Regions from separate parts of the Homo sapiens genome. Here region 1 is linked to region 2. The links are chromatin contacts, found by Hi-C or POLR2A ChIA-PET in ENCODE. All regions are on one chromosome and are shown on one strand. Each heading gives the region's core, a stretch centred on a gene start or an enhancer-like site at or near the end of the contact. The rest is flanking DNA. Distances are from core to core; before and after follow the strand shown.

Region 1 (6,353 bases), core at 2,040-4,539, 34 kb before region 2:
GAGGGGTCATGGGACCCATCTCACCTCAACATCTTGTGGGGTTTTTTTCCGTCTAAATGAACTGAGGTTCCCAGAAAGATTTTGTTTGCAAAAAGTGATCTGATTCCAAGAATTTGGAAATGACTGGTCTCATTGATTTTTCAGGCAGCTTCCAGTTAATAAGCTGTGAAAAAATGCTCAAATCCACTCCAGAAGCAGCAGTTCAGGGTACCTCTGTTGCAACCAGAAACCTCTTCCAACCCTCGACTTATCTTTTTGGAAGGGTGAACCTTGGGGTTTATCTTAAACGTGGAGGCACTCCTGCAGCATCAGTAAAAGTCTTTGACACTTTGAAGAGGAACCAAGGTTAAATTTCAGCAGGGAGGAGACACCCCATCTCTGTTCCTCGCCTCCACGGCCATGGCTCCTACCTTCTGCCTTGCACAATTCAGGCACCATCTGACAGAATACAAAAGCAGCCATGCCCTGTGGATTATTTAACTCTGAGGTCACAGCCATTCCCTGTGGATTATTTAACTCTGAGGTCCCAGCCATGGTCCTGAGTGGCCTTAATGTGTAGGCCTTGCCTTTGTGATTTCAGTGTCCCCCATCTTTTTTTTTTTTTTGAAACATTGTCTTGCTGGGTCACCCAGGCTGGAGTGCAGGGGTGCAATCTCTGCTCACTGCAACCTCCGCCTCCCGGGTTCAAGCAATTCTCCTGTCTCAGCCTCCTGAGTAGCTGGGATTACAGGCACCCACCACCACGCCAGGCTAATTTTAGTATTTTTAGTAGAAACGGGGTTTCTCCATGTTGGCCAGAGTGGTCCAAACTCCTGGCCACAGGTGATCCACCCACCTTGGCCTCCCAAAGTGTTGATTACAGGCGTGAGCCACCGTGCTCGGCCAATGTCCCCATCCTAACCAAAGGAGAGAGTGGAAGGTTGAACCAAAGGAGAGAGTGGAAGGTTGGGACAGGGACCAGCCCCATGTTACGTTCCCCTTCTTGTTCTAGGACTTTGCATGCTTAAGTTCTTGGCATTTGAAATCTTCTCTGTTCTCCTGATTGCTTTGTTTCTTAGCAAGGATTGGGGTAAAAGATCTCCCCCAGAGGAAGTGGTAAGGACAGAAGCTGAACAATAGGGCTGAGAGGGCTCTGGCACAGGAAGGATGGGAGACTGATGAGAGGGAAGTAAGAAATTGTTGGAAAGAGGCCAGCAGGAGAGGAGGGAGGTACTGATGTTACCTGGCTGTGGCACCAGCAGTTTGAGACCTGGAGGGACAGGTGTCTATGTGGGGTATCACGTGGTTGGGGAGGGGTAATTTCCACCTGCAACTGGGGGCTGCCTGAAACCCGATCAGAAGACTCATGGCATGGTGCTAATGGCCTCAGGGAGCTGGCAGGAAGCAGCTGGGCTGAGAAGTGGCTGCTGTGGCTCAAGGTGCCTGCTGGGTCCCTCTGCACTGCATTTGCTGTCGAATGTGCTCTCTGGCCAGGAACGCTGGGCTTTCACGTGCCACCAAGCACAGGATCCAAGGAGGAGAGATGGCCTATACTTGGTTGCCCCGGTTTCCTCATCTGTGCTGTGAGGTTGATCATCCATGGCAGGCCCACTTCCCAGTGTTGATCATCCATGGCAGGCCCACTTCCCAGTGTTGATCATCCATGGCAGGCCCACTTCCCAGTGTTGATCATCCATGGCAGGCCCACTTCCCAGTGTTGATCATCCATGGCAGGCCCACTTCCCAGTGTTGATCATCCATGGCAGGCCCACTTCCCAGTGTTGCTGGGAGTCAGAGCCGGGTGGTGGACGGAGGGAGTCTGTCCTGGCTCAGAGAGTGGCACGTGTGTCTTCTCCTTGGGTCAGCCTTCAGATCCAGTAGATGACCTTCTGGAACCCACAGCTCAGAGGCTAAAACTCACATGCCAACAGCATTTGCAAATGAGGGACGCAGCCCCAGCGCCATTCCTCACGTCATTGAGGGGAAGAATAGTATAGTGGCCATGAGCACAGACTGGTTTTGGCTAGACTGGGTCCAAATCTTGGCTCTGCCACTTACCAACCGCAGACCTCTGAATCTCGGTTTCCTCGTCAACAAAGGGATTAATAAACAGTAAAATAAATCATTGGCAAATAGCATATCGATACCTTCTGTTCGCTTATCCTGCAGCCATGACAGACACTGCTAATCATTCAAGATATTCTTTCTCACTGACCCTCAGAATCTTCTGTATGTCCAGAGCTCCAGGCAGCCACTCCCAATAGGTAGGATTTGGCATGTGAGATGAATCTTTTTTGTCATCTCATTACGATACCTTTAGAGCACAGTTTCTGGCACATAGCAGATCCTGCATAAAAGCTACCATTCAGCCTCTGCTCATTGCAAGAATCCTTATCCATTATCCCCAACTTCTGCTTACTCACCTCCAGTGACGGGAAGCTCACTGTTTCCTGAGAGTAGCCATTCCATTGCTGGACAGTTCTGATGATTAGGAAGTTCTCAAATGACCCTCCCTTTTTCCTCAAACAGTCTATAATTCTATGGCAAAGAGCCCCCTTCCTTCCTGCATGAGCTGTCATTTACAGATTTAGGTGATTTATTTTTAGGTGATAAGTTTGAACCTCCTGAGGAGTAAACCCTTTCTCTCAGCTTGCATATAGTTGATCCCAGGCTAGCTAAGCATCTTCAGCACTTGATGGACATGTTTGGGGGAGTGAGAGTGTGTGTGTGTGCATGTGTGTGTGTGTGTCTGTGTCAGAATGTATGGGTGAGTAGGAGAGATTGAGAAAGAGAAAAAAGAGAGAGAAGACAGAATGAGAGAATGTATTTTAAAGCATACCAGCCAATGTCACTCCTTATGTAAGCCCAATAGCTTCCCAGGGGATTGGGGTTGTATTCAGGGCCCCATCATTAGCTGATTAAGGCTGATTATTCCAAGGGGAGGGGGTAGTGAAAAGGGACAAGAAGTTACATAACTATCCATTTATTTAGATTTAATCCATGTTTCTAAATTTAGGAGCTGGAAGAATTCAAAGGTGCGCCCCCTGGCATTAGAAGTGGTGCTGGCCACACAGGGGAACGTGGGTGTGGTGAGTGTTGGAGACCAATACCACCCAGGGTCACAGTGGGGGATTTTTCCCAGGGCACAGTTCAGGGACTTCATCTCACAATCCCAGGAGAACTGTAAAAGGACCCAGTATTGCTCAACCCATTTCATACCCTGGAGCAGGTGCATAATGTGACTAGGATGGGGGCAGTGTTACAGAGGGGTGGAGAGCATGCTGATGTGGGAGAGGGAACCAGAACTGAATGTCCTGTGAAGGGGAGCAGCTCTAGGAAAACCTGGACAGTCATGGTCACCCCCAGGGTATCGCATGTGTTCATGCATATGTCCTAGTGTGGCCATTTCCAGATGGATTCCCTTTCTGCGTGGACTCATAGCTTTGCTGTTCTAAACATTTTGTGCAGGGGTGTAGAAAATCATGAAAGTCATTCAGGTTCTGCCTTCCACAAGGTCGCTGCATTTAAGTGGGCCTCTCTCATATCAAAAATAGTGTAGGTTCACATACATAAAGAGGTAATTTATTTGCAGATGGCTGCAAAGGACACTCTAACAAAATAATTATTACAACTTTTTTGGAAGCTAGAAGTATCTTGAGCAAAGGGAGTCATTTTCTGATTTGAGCAAAGACACCACATGGGCTCACAGTGACCTGCCTCTAACTTCCACGGATGCTGACTGTATCCAACTCCGAGTTCACATCAATAGTGATCCTGTTTAGAGAGAAGCTGCTGAAAGCTGAGGATAAAGAACAGCTGCAGAGCTGTGACTCATCATTCAAGGTCTCAGAAACATTGCAAAGGCCATTGCAAAGAGGTGACAGCACTCTGTAAGAGCGCATGAGGTAAGGTGCATATAAAAGCACTTTATTAACTGTAAGGAATCCACATTCATTTGAGGAAAGGCTGTGAAGTTGTGTTATAGTAGAACACATGCCAGACTTGAACTCAGCGGCTTTCTAGTTCTGTTACCAGTAAGAATCACATGGAAAAAAGGCTGCAAGAGACCCTGCTCCAGAGCCTGGCTCACAACGAACCCTCTATGAATGATTGATTTCTCTCTCAACACTACTTTTAAAGCACCCCGGCAGTGTGGACACTGGAATGTGATATTTTCTTTGAAACCCTATGTACTTACAATAAAATTCCAATTTGTTACCCTGACTAAAAATCCTGTGTCTGACGCCCTGCCCCCCAGTCCCACTCATGCCCTGCCACACTCTCTGGGCTCACTCTACTCCTTCCCTTGAACACACCAAGCCCATTCCTACCCCAGGGACTTTGCACTCACCACTCCTCTTCCTGGAACACTCTTCCCTCATCTTTCCTTGACTGGCTGTTTATCCTCATTCATGTCTCAGCATGAATGTCACCTCCTAGATGGAAAATAGCCCCTGGTGCCTCCAACCACCTCACTCTACTTCAACTTTCTGCATTGTCCTTACTGCTTTCATACACTTTCATCCTCTGCTTGCTTATTTTCTGTCTCCACCACCAAAATTTAAGCTCCACAAGGGCAGAGATTTTTGTCTGTCTTGCTCACTACTGTAGTCCAAACGGCGGGTGTCTGACAGAGGGTGTTGATGAATGACCGCACTTTGTGAGAATGGAGAGGTCAGCACCTTCCACGCTTAGGAGCCCCTCTCAGCTTCATCCTTCCCCACTCCCCCGCTTTTTCTCTCCACGGATTGCCTCTCCTTTTGTCCACATTTCTCTCATATTCCACTAGATGACTTCCCACTCTTTTCCTTATCCCCTTGCTTGCTCTGCAGAGAGCTTTGAACATCTTGTTCTTTCTGTTCTCAAGGCTGGGATGACTTAACCTTCCCCCTGTCTCATCTTTCTGAATATCCGTCTGTTGGCTTGGATCCTCTTCTCTTTGACCCTGGGAGAAAAACATGAAGCCAGCATGGGAGTCAGGGGTGGGAGAGAGTTTAGATGACCAAGGAGCCACTGCCTCCAGAGGCAGGGAGTCCTCATTCCTGAGGCTGTGAGTGGAGGCTGAATGACCACGGCCTTCTCACAGTCCACCCCACCCTCTGGGGAGGCCTGCAGACTCTGCCGCTGCTGCAGACAAGCTTTTACTTCCCTTCTTCAAGCCACGCTTTTAAAAAATCTGCTATGTGAGCACTCCAATGAATTGGTTTGGCTTCTGCCGGCTGTTAGCTGGACTAAGGAATTTGAATGGCACTTTACAGCTTACAAGGCTCTTTCATCATTCATTAATTTGGCAAATGTTTACCTAGCATCTGCATGACAGGCATGCCTTTATTGTTTTATTGGGCTTCACTTTATGGCACTTCAAAGACATTGTGTTTTTTACAAATTGAAGGTTTCTGGCAACCCTGTGTTGAGCAAGTCTCTCGGCGCCATTGTTTTCAACAGTGCATGTGCACTTTGTGTCTCTGTGTCACGTCTTGGTAATTCTCAGAATATTTCAAACTTTTATCAGTATTATTATATCTGTTACGGTGATCTGTGATCAGTGATCTTTGATGTTACTATTGCAATCGTTTAGGGGCACCATGAACTGTGCCCATGTAAGACGTGAACTTAATCTATCAATATGTGTATTCTGCCTGTTCCACCAACCGGCTGTTCCTCCATCTCTCTCCCTCACCCCAGGCCTCCCTATTTCCTGAAACACAACAGTATTGAAGTTAGGCCAATGATGGCCTCTAAGTGTTCAAGTGAAAGAAGGAGCCATACATCTTTCACTTTAAACCAAACGCTAGAAATGATTAAGCTTAGTGAGGGAGGCACCTCGAAAGCCAAGACTGACTAAAAGTGAGTCCTTTTGTGCCAAATAGTTAGCCAATTGTGAATGCAAAGGAAAGTCTTTGAAAGAAATTAAAAGTGTTATTCTAGTGAATTCACAAACAATAAGACAGTGAAGCAGCCTTGTTGCTGATATGGAGTAAGTTTGAGTGGTCTGGACAGAAGATCAAACCAGCCGCAGCATTCCCTTAAGCCAAAGCCTAATCCAGAGCAAGGCCGTAACTCATCCATTCTTGTTTGTTTGTTTGTTTGTTTGTTGGTTTGTTTTGAGACACAGTCTCGCTCTGTTGCCCAGGCTGGAGTGCAGTGACACAATCTCAGCTCACCTCAACCTCCATCTCCCGGTTCAAGTGATTCTCCTGCCTCAGCCTCCCAAGTAGCTGGGACTATAGGCACGTGCCACCACGCCCAGCTAATTTTTGTATTTTTATTAGAGATGGGATTTCTCTATGTTGGCCAGGCTGGTCTTAAACTCCTGACTTCAAGTGATCCACCTGCCTCGGCCTCCCAAAGTGCTGGGATTACAGGTGTGAGCC
Region 2 (6,999 bases), core at 2,905-5,404:
TGAGCAAACCTTGAATAAGAAAATCACCAACGTTCTCAAGCTGAAAAACGGGGAGATTTTTAACTGGGAAAAACTGGGTGTGGAGGGGTCAGCAGTGGCCAGTTCACACGTAACTTAGCTGGGAAGGAAGCTGGCCTGTATCCTATTAGCAGTGGGAAATCATGGGAGGGTTTGAAGCAGACAAAGGCTATGATCAGATTCTGGTCTTGGAAAACATCCTTCTGGCTGCTCTTTGGAGAAGAGTCGGGAGAGAGCCGAAACAAATTCAAGGAGACCAGGCAAGAGATGAAGGGGATGTGGACAAGCATGTTTCTGGAGAGACAATGCTGTGTGTTTGCCTTACTTCCTTTTTCTCCTGGGCACTCAGCTGGACTACATTTCCCAGGCTCCTCTGCAGTGAGGTAGGACCATGTGATTTAGTTCCGGCCAATAGAATGTGGGCAGAAGTGATGTAAGGAACTTCCTGCCCTGGCCAAGGAAACTCTCCCATACAATCCTCTGGGCTGTTTCTCTTTCCCGCTTGCCTCCTGCAGAGGGTCCAATGCAGAACTCCAAGGCCTGAGGGGTGGCAAAGCCACTGGCTGGAAGGAGCCTGGGTTGCTGAATGACTGTATGGAGCAGAGACTCACCATTCACTGCATTGGACTGTGCTGAAAAGGACAAACCTTCCTTGTGTTGAGCCCTGAGACCTGGGACTGTTTGTTACAGCTGCCAACCTGATGGATGTTGGGTGATGAATCAGAGACAGGGGTGCAGACTAGAGAGCTCTTTGGGGTAAAGTCGTGGGACTTGGGATAGATTGGAAGTGGAATGAGAAAAGAGGAGGCATCGCGGACAGAGTCCATGTTTCTGATTGAGCAGTGGTGCCTTTTGCTCAGAGAATGTGAGGAGGTCTTTCTGGAGGGCTGTTTGGTGCATTTCAGATACTGGAGTAGAGCTGTCAAGAGGCTCTTTTCTTGGCCTGTGCCATGTGGGGCAGTCCAGCAGCTCCTCCAGAAGCATGTTATGGTGGCAAATGCTGCCCGTCATTCATCCGAAAGAGGAGACAGGGAACATCTGCCTGTGAAGTCATCGTGCTGCCCTCAGCCAGAGCCTACCCAGGAGAGCTGGGGAATACTAACTGCTTCCTGCCCAGCCCAGCAACACCCTACCATGTCCATATTTGTGACCCCAAGCTGTGACAAGGCTAATGTTGGGACCTAATTTATTTTTACTTCCTTTTAACAAATGTTTCCTGAGGGCCTATGATAATCATAATATTAAAACTATTATTTATTACCCACCGCTAGTCCCAATTACTCGAAAGACTGAGGCAGGAGGATCACTTGAGCTCAAGAGTTTGAGTCCAGCCTGGGCAACATAGCAAGACCCCGTCTCTAAAACAAAAACAATTTTTTAGAAAACTACTGAAACTACTGCTATTTCTTAAGCACTTACCATGTTCTAGACAGTATGCCAAGTGCTTTACTACATTTCATTAAATCTCCAACAGAGATGGGAACTATTATTGGCCGCATTTGACAGGTGGGGAAACTGAAGTTCAGAGAGCTAACTCTGCACGAGCTAGGCTTTGGACCCAGGTCATCAAATTCTATAGTCTGTTATCCCCATATGAAGCCAATTCTGCCTGGAGCACCAAGATTGACATGATCTCACAGAACTGAGCGTGGCCCCATCTCCTGCATTCCCCGGAGAGGCCCTTTTAGTCTCTCACAGTTCTTGTTCCACCAGAGTGGGTAGTGGCTGCTGTCTGCCACCCAGCACATTGGCACATTTTGGAGACCTCTTCCTTTGTCTTTGGGAAGCCTGGGGCTGGGCTACCCCATTGCATTTCCCTCCATGAGAGGAGACTGTCATTTTGCCAGGTCCTGGGTCCTAGGTTACTGGGCCACCCACTGTTGGCATGGTGACCAGATCATGACCCAAATCATGGCCCCTGATGGGCACAGATTCCTAGGCAGCCACCGTCCTCAGAAGGGGCCAATGGGCCTGGCATCCAGAGCAGTTCTTGAGCTAGTGTGGAAACCCATTTACACCACCTTAGCCCAAAAGTAGTGTTTAAGGAATCACAGAATCCAAGGGAAAGTTTGGGCCAAAATCTAGAATCAGCCACCCAGATGTCACCACAAGCCTCTCCCCATCCCTTATCGCTACTCCTTGAAGACTGCCACAGGACAGAGGCAGGTGGTTGCCCACCTAGCATCCCTTCTCATTTAAAAGAGCCCTGGCCGAGCCCTGCAGTGGGTCACACCTGTAATCCCAATACTTTGGGAGGTCGAGGCAGGAGAACCACTTGAGCCCAGGAGTTGGAAACCAGCCTGGGCAACAGAGCGAGACCCTACCTCTACAAAAAAATGAAAAAATTAACCAGGTATGGTGGGGCATGCTTGTGGTCCCAGTTACTTGGGAGGCTGATATAGGAGGATCACTTGAGCCCAAGAGGTTGAGGCTGCAGTAAGGTATGATTGCACCACTGTACTCTAGCCTGGGCTGCAGAGCCAGACCCTGTCTAAAATAAAATAAAATAAAATAAAATAAAATAAAATAAAATAAAATAAAATAAAATAAAATAAAATAAAATAAAATAAAATCCCTGATTTTCTTCAGCAGGATGCTCTTTCCCAGCCTCACCATCTCAGCCATGAGATGTAAGCAGACACCTGCTATGAGTTCTGGGAAAGTTTTTGTATCCTTGATAAAAAAAATGTCGAACACAACTGGCCTAGCCCTTCCCCTTTTTATCCTTCCTTGAATGCAGATGTAATGACTGGAGCAGAGGCAGCCATCTTATACCCATAAGAGAAAGGCAAGAAAACCACAAAATTCCAGTTCTAACCTCATTGAGTGGCCGAACCAATGCCTGTGGTCACCTGTCTCTAGATGTCTTGTCACATGAGGAAAATATAACTTTAGTTATTAAGCCATTGAGGGACAGATTTGTTCTGACTTGCAGGAGAAAGCCATCCTAATGGAGACTATTGCTGTCACCGTCACTGCTGCTACATAAATGGAAACATAGTTGCCTCTGGCCCCTGAGTTTTGTATTTTATAGGCTCTGAACTCAACCTTCTGTGTCCCAAGTTTTAAAAAAAACATTCCTGGGCTGAGACTCATTGGCCCAGTTTAGATTGTCTATGCCTGGGCCACTCTTCCATGGCCAGGGAGGGTGGACTGTGATTGACCCAGTTGGTGCCAACCCTTAACCCAATCAACCATGGCCAGAGGAATTGGTGGGGAGGGGGGGTGCCATTTGAATATGAAGATAAGAGAGCTCCAGGCAGCCTGGCTCATTAGTGTGTCATTCTGGTCACCCAGATCAAGGGCACTCACAAGGTCGTCCTCACTCCCGCCTCGCTTTCATCCACTCTACCATGTTTACTGCACGTTCACTGTGTGTGCTGCACGGTGCTAGGGCAAGATGGAATTTGAACTGGATTATCCAGAGTCCAAGATCTGGCCCGTATCCACTGCTAGACCCTGCAGGCAACCTGGCTCTGTCCCCTTAGAGTCCTTGGTCTCAGTTTACAGGCTCGGGTTCAAACTCGGGCTCTGCCACCCATGGCTGCTGACAGTTTCCCCCTGCTGCTCAGCTTTCTCGTCTGTAACAGGTAGGGGTTCCCTTGCTGAGTTCAGAGTCCTTTCCTGGCGTCAGTGAGCTTCGGAGTCAGCAGGCTGGATTCCATTCCCAGCTTACCCTCTCCTGGCTGTGTGACCTCAGGCGGCCACCTCACTTCTCTGCACCATGATCCCCTGTCTTTAAACCATGGGGATGACCCTGCCCCCAGGTTATGGGGTAGAGTAATTCATGAGATGACCCTGGGTCACACAGGAGGTGCTCAATAAATCCTAAAAATAAAAGCTTAGCAGCCCCAAGGGAATGTGTGACAAATTATAGGCAGGATTTCCTGAGGCTGGCAGTCCAGGAAGAGGTCAAGCATTGGGTGGGGTTTATCCCCCACCCCCCAGGCCTGGAGAAGCTCCTGAAACAGGCAGACAGGACAGGAATGGGGCTCCCAGACCCCTGCCCTTGCCTGCATAATCTTGTGGGACTGGTTGGCAGATGTGGGTCAGTGGTGCATACGCGTCCCTGGAGTGAGGGCAGCGGAAAGCTGTTCCTGTCCATCTGAGGGCTGGCAGCCACCAGGGCCACATCCGCATAGAAGAAAGAAACCAAGGGCAGCACTTGGGTCCTGTCACTGACAGCTGCTGGCCACAGAAGAGAGGCTGACCTTCTCTTTGTCCCCCCGGGAGGCAGGCGGGGCTGGTGAGGGGACGAGGGTTTCAATCCAGGCACTTGGGCAACCCTCCCCACGTAGCTGGCGTTTCTTCCCAAGCCACAGCCCCGGGACTACATGAAAAACAAAGCTTCCTGGCCCCAGCAGCATGTATCACTGCCTTCCTGGGCCAGTCCCTGGGTAGGGCTTTGGAGAAGGGGCAGCACTCACAGACTGATGGAGGATGGGAACTGCAGGCCAGGTTGGAAGAGCTCCCTTTACCGACAATCTGCAGAGCATTAGACACTGTGCCCAGCACATTCACTTAGGTACACTCTGGCCCTTGGAAGGAGGACCCGTTATTACCCCCATTGTACAGAAGAGGAAACTGACGCTCAGAGAGGCAGGCTGGCTTACTGTGGGTCACACAGAAAGTGGGAGCTTGGATTCCAGACCAAGTCTGCCCAACCCCTAAGAGTGGCCTCTTTCTCTCATGTGACGTAGTCTCCAGGAAACAGGCGAAAAGTCCAAATGGCATCATGGTAGGGTGGGAAGCATTTGGGCCGGGTGTCAGGGAACCGCTCCTAGTTCCTCAAGGGCTTGAACCACCCTTCCTTCCTTTCCCCAGCTGAGCTCTTCCTCCACCTCCAGGTCTCCATTTAGACGCCTCCTCCAGGAATCTCCCCTCGATTTCCCCTGCCTGGGACTCCACCTCTCAGCTCCCGTAGCCCCCTTGGTCTGAACCCATCTGTCCTCCCCAGGAGAATCTAAACTCCATAGGGCAAGACGACGTCTGCCAAATTCCCCACAGAATCTTCAGGGGTTGGCAGGGTGGCTGACACATAGTAGGCCCTCAATAAATATTTGTGGAATACATGATAGACCAGACACCCCAGCCCCAAAAGCATGGAGCATAGACCCTTTTCTGGGGTAAGGGCTGCATCTCTGGGCCAAGGAGAACAGGATGGGAGAGATCCCAGGAGTCCCAGGGGTCCCAGAGACTCCCTCTCAGGACCGTGCCCCCTGCCCACAGTAAAACGTGTCCCCAGAGCCCAGCCCATCACATTTTTTCCTGACAACTCACTCTGTGATTCATTCTTAGCCCCTGGCATGCCTGGGCCTACCCAGAAGCCATAGGCACTGGTGCTAAGTTTAGTGACTGCAAAATGTCCCCGTGAAATTCCAGACAGAGCCAAGGGGCTGGCGGCGCATTCCGCAGAGCTTTCTTGGGTCCTCCCACTCTGCTGCTGGGCGTGAAGGGGAACCAAAGCGTCCTTCCAGTAAATAGCCTGGAAGGGCCAGGTCCCTATCTGAGGGCCTTGACTAGTGGCCACAGAGCTCAAGGGCAAAGGTGGCCATTATTGTCAGAGGAACTTGGTGTGGAGGACTGGAAGCCTCGGAAAGCCTTCAAATAATACACCATAATGAAGAGGGGACTTGAGGTTCAGGACAAACCTCTCTCTCCCTTGGAATCCTATAGAGATGTTGAACAGTGCATGCCCAGGTAAAACTTCCCTGCTTAGAGCTGAGGTCTGCCTGCCTATGCCTATCTAGAAGATGGGAATGTCCTGGCTCTGCCCTTTGGACCTCAGAGCTACCTGTCTCCCGCTCTTCATAGGACAGGACCTCCAGCCCTCTCCCTGCTCTGTAGCCACCTCTAGATTTTTCTCTGTCTGCTCTGACCCTTTCTCAAAGATGAGCCAAAGATCCCAAAACAAGACAGAACAGAGGAGAGGGTCTGAGATGTACAGGAGGAAGGTCTCGAGCTTGTGGTCCATTAAGACCTTCAGATCTTATTCACATTAACATATTCCCTGGGAAGGCCTCCCTCGGCACACGTCTAGCAATTGGTTTCCATTAATTTCTCCTCCATGAGGGAGAAACCATATCCACCTCATTATTTGACTCAGCAATCTCAGTCTCATTGCTGGACTGTCAGCTCCACAGGGCCAGGGAGGGGCTGTCATAACACCACACTCTCCCCAGCCCTGAGCATGATATCTGCACAGAGGTGGCACTGAGAGGGCAGCCTTTTTTCAAATGTGAAATATAAATACAACAGAAGATTATAACCACTAAAAAATAATTTTAAAACAATAAGTCAAAGCAAATTAAGTCAAATCAATAGGGTAATAAAAGCACTTTTTTTCCTTTTTGAGACAATCATGATCACTGCAGCCTCAACTGCTGGGGCTCAAGCAATCCTCCTGCCTCAGCCTCCCAAGTTGCTGGGATCACAGGTGCATACGACCACACTTGGCTAATTTTTTTGTTTTTGTAGAGACAGAGTCCTGTTATGTTGCCAGTCTGGTCTCAAACTCCTGGCCTCAAGTGATCCTCCCACCTCAGCCTCCCAAAAGGAAGTGGGAGCTGTTGGCTCATACAGGCATGAACCAACATGCCTGGCCAAGGAAAGCACTTTCAACTAATGGTGCTGAAACAATGAGACATAGATATAGAAAAAAATATATATGTCAACTGCTGCAATTGATTCAAAAATCAATTTGAAATGGATCTAAATGTAAAAAGCAAAGCCAAGCTTATAAAGGAAACACATTAATATTTTTGCAACATTAGAGAGGCAAGGGTTTCTTGGTCAGGACACAAAAAGCACTAACTTTAAAAGAAAAAAAATGGATAAGTTGGATTTCATCCAAGTTCAAATTTTCTGCTCATTAAAAGACAGCATTAACAAAACTAATAGGCAAACCAAAGACTGGGAAACAATATTGACTCTGCGTGTGTGTGTGTGTGTGTGTGTGTGTGTGTGTGTGTCACAAAGGGT

Evidence for each region. A loop is a pair of places that touch in the nucleus more often than their neighbours do. ChIA-PET counts read pairs that join two places held with the same protein, here RNA polymerase II (POLR2A). Pooled maps may share reads with other maps.
Region 1: a map of psoas muscle shows a loop between it and region 2 (8-fold over the local background). The contact joins two enhancer-like sites. A Hi-C loop is called at or near these places in 7 of 168 maps with a recorded cell type or tissue (A673, Caco-2, IMR-90 and 3 more) and 5 of 50 pooled maps. POLR2A ChIA-PET finds 5 or more read pairs at or near these places in 7 of 52 experiments (AG04450, Caco-2, H1 and 4 more).

What each region holds. Positions count from the first base shown.
Region 1 is chr3:14,285,952-14,292,304 of GRCh38, forward strand. No RefSeq gene overlaps it. Among named protein-coding and RNA genes, the nearest start is that of LINC01267, 63 kb to the right of the region's middle. RefSeq lists enhancers at 5,136-5,837, 5,838-6,353. Within about 2 kb of position 3,290, at least 2 of the 41 ENCODE cell types and tissues checked have a DNase peak (open chromatin) inside an H3K27ac peak, as active enhancers do; they include gastrocnemius medialis and psoas muscle, where a contact is called at or near this core.
Region 2 is chr3:14,319,378-14,326,376 of GRCh38, forward strand. No RefSeq gene overlaps it. Among named protein-coding and RNA genes, the nearest start is that of LINC01267, 30 kb to the right of the region's middle. RefSeq lists enhancers at 145-454, 475-534, 3,563-4,156, 5,146-5,315. Within about 2 kb of position 4,155, at least 6 of the 41 ENCODE cell types and tissues checked have a DNase peak (open chromatin) inside an H3K27ac peak, as active enhancers do; they include gastrocnemius medialis and psoas muscle, where a contact is called at or near this core.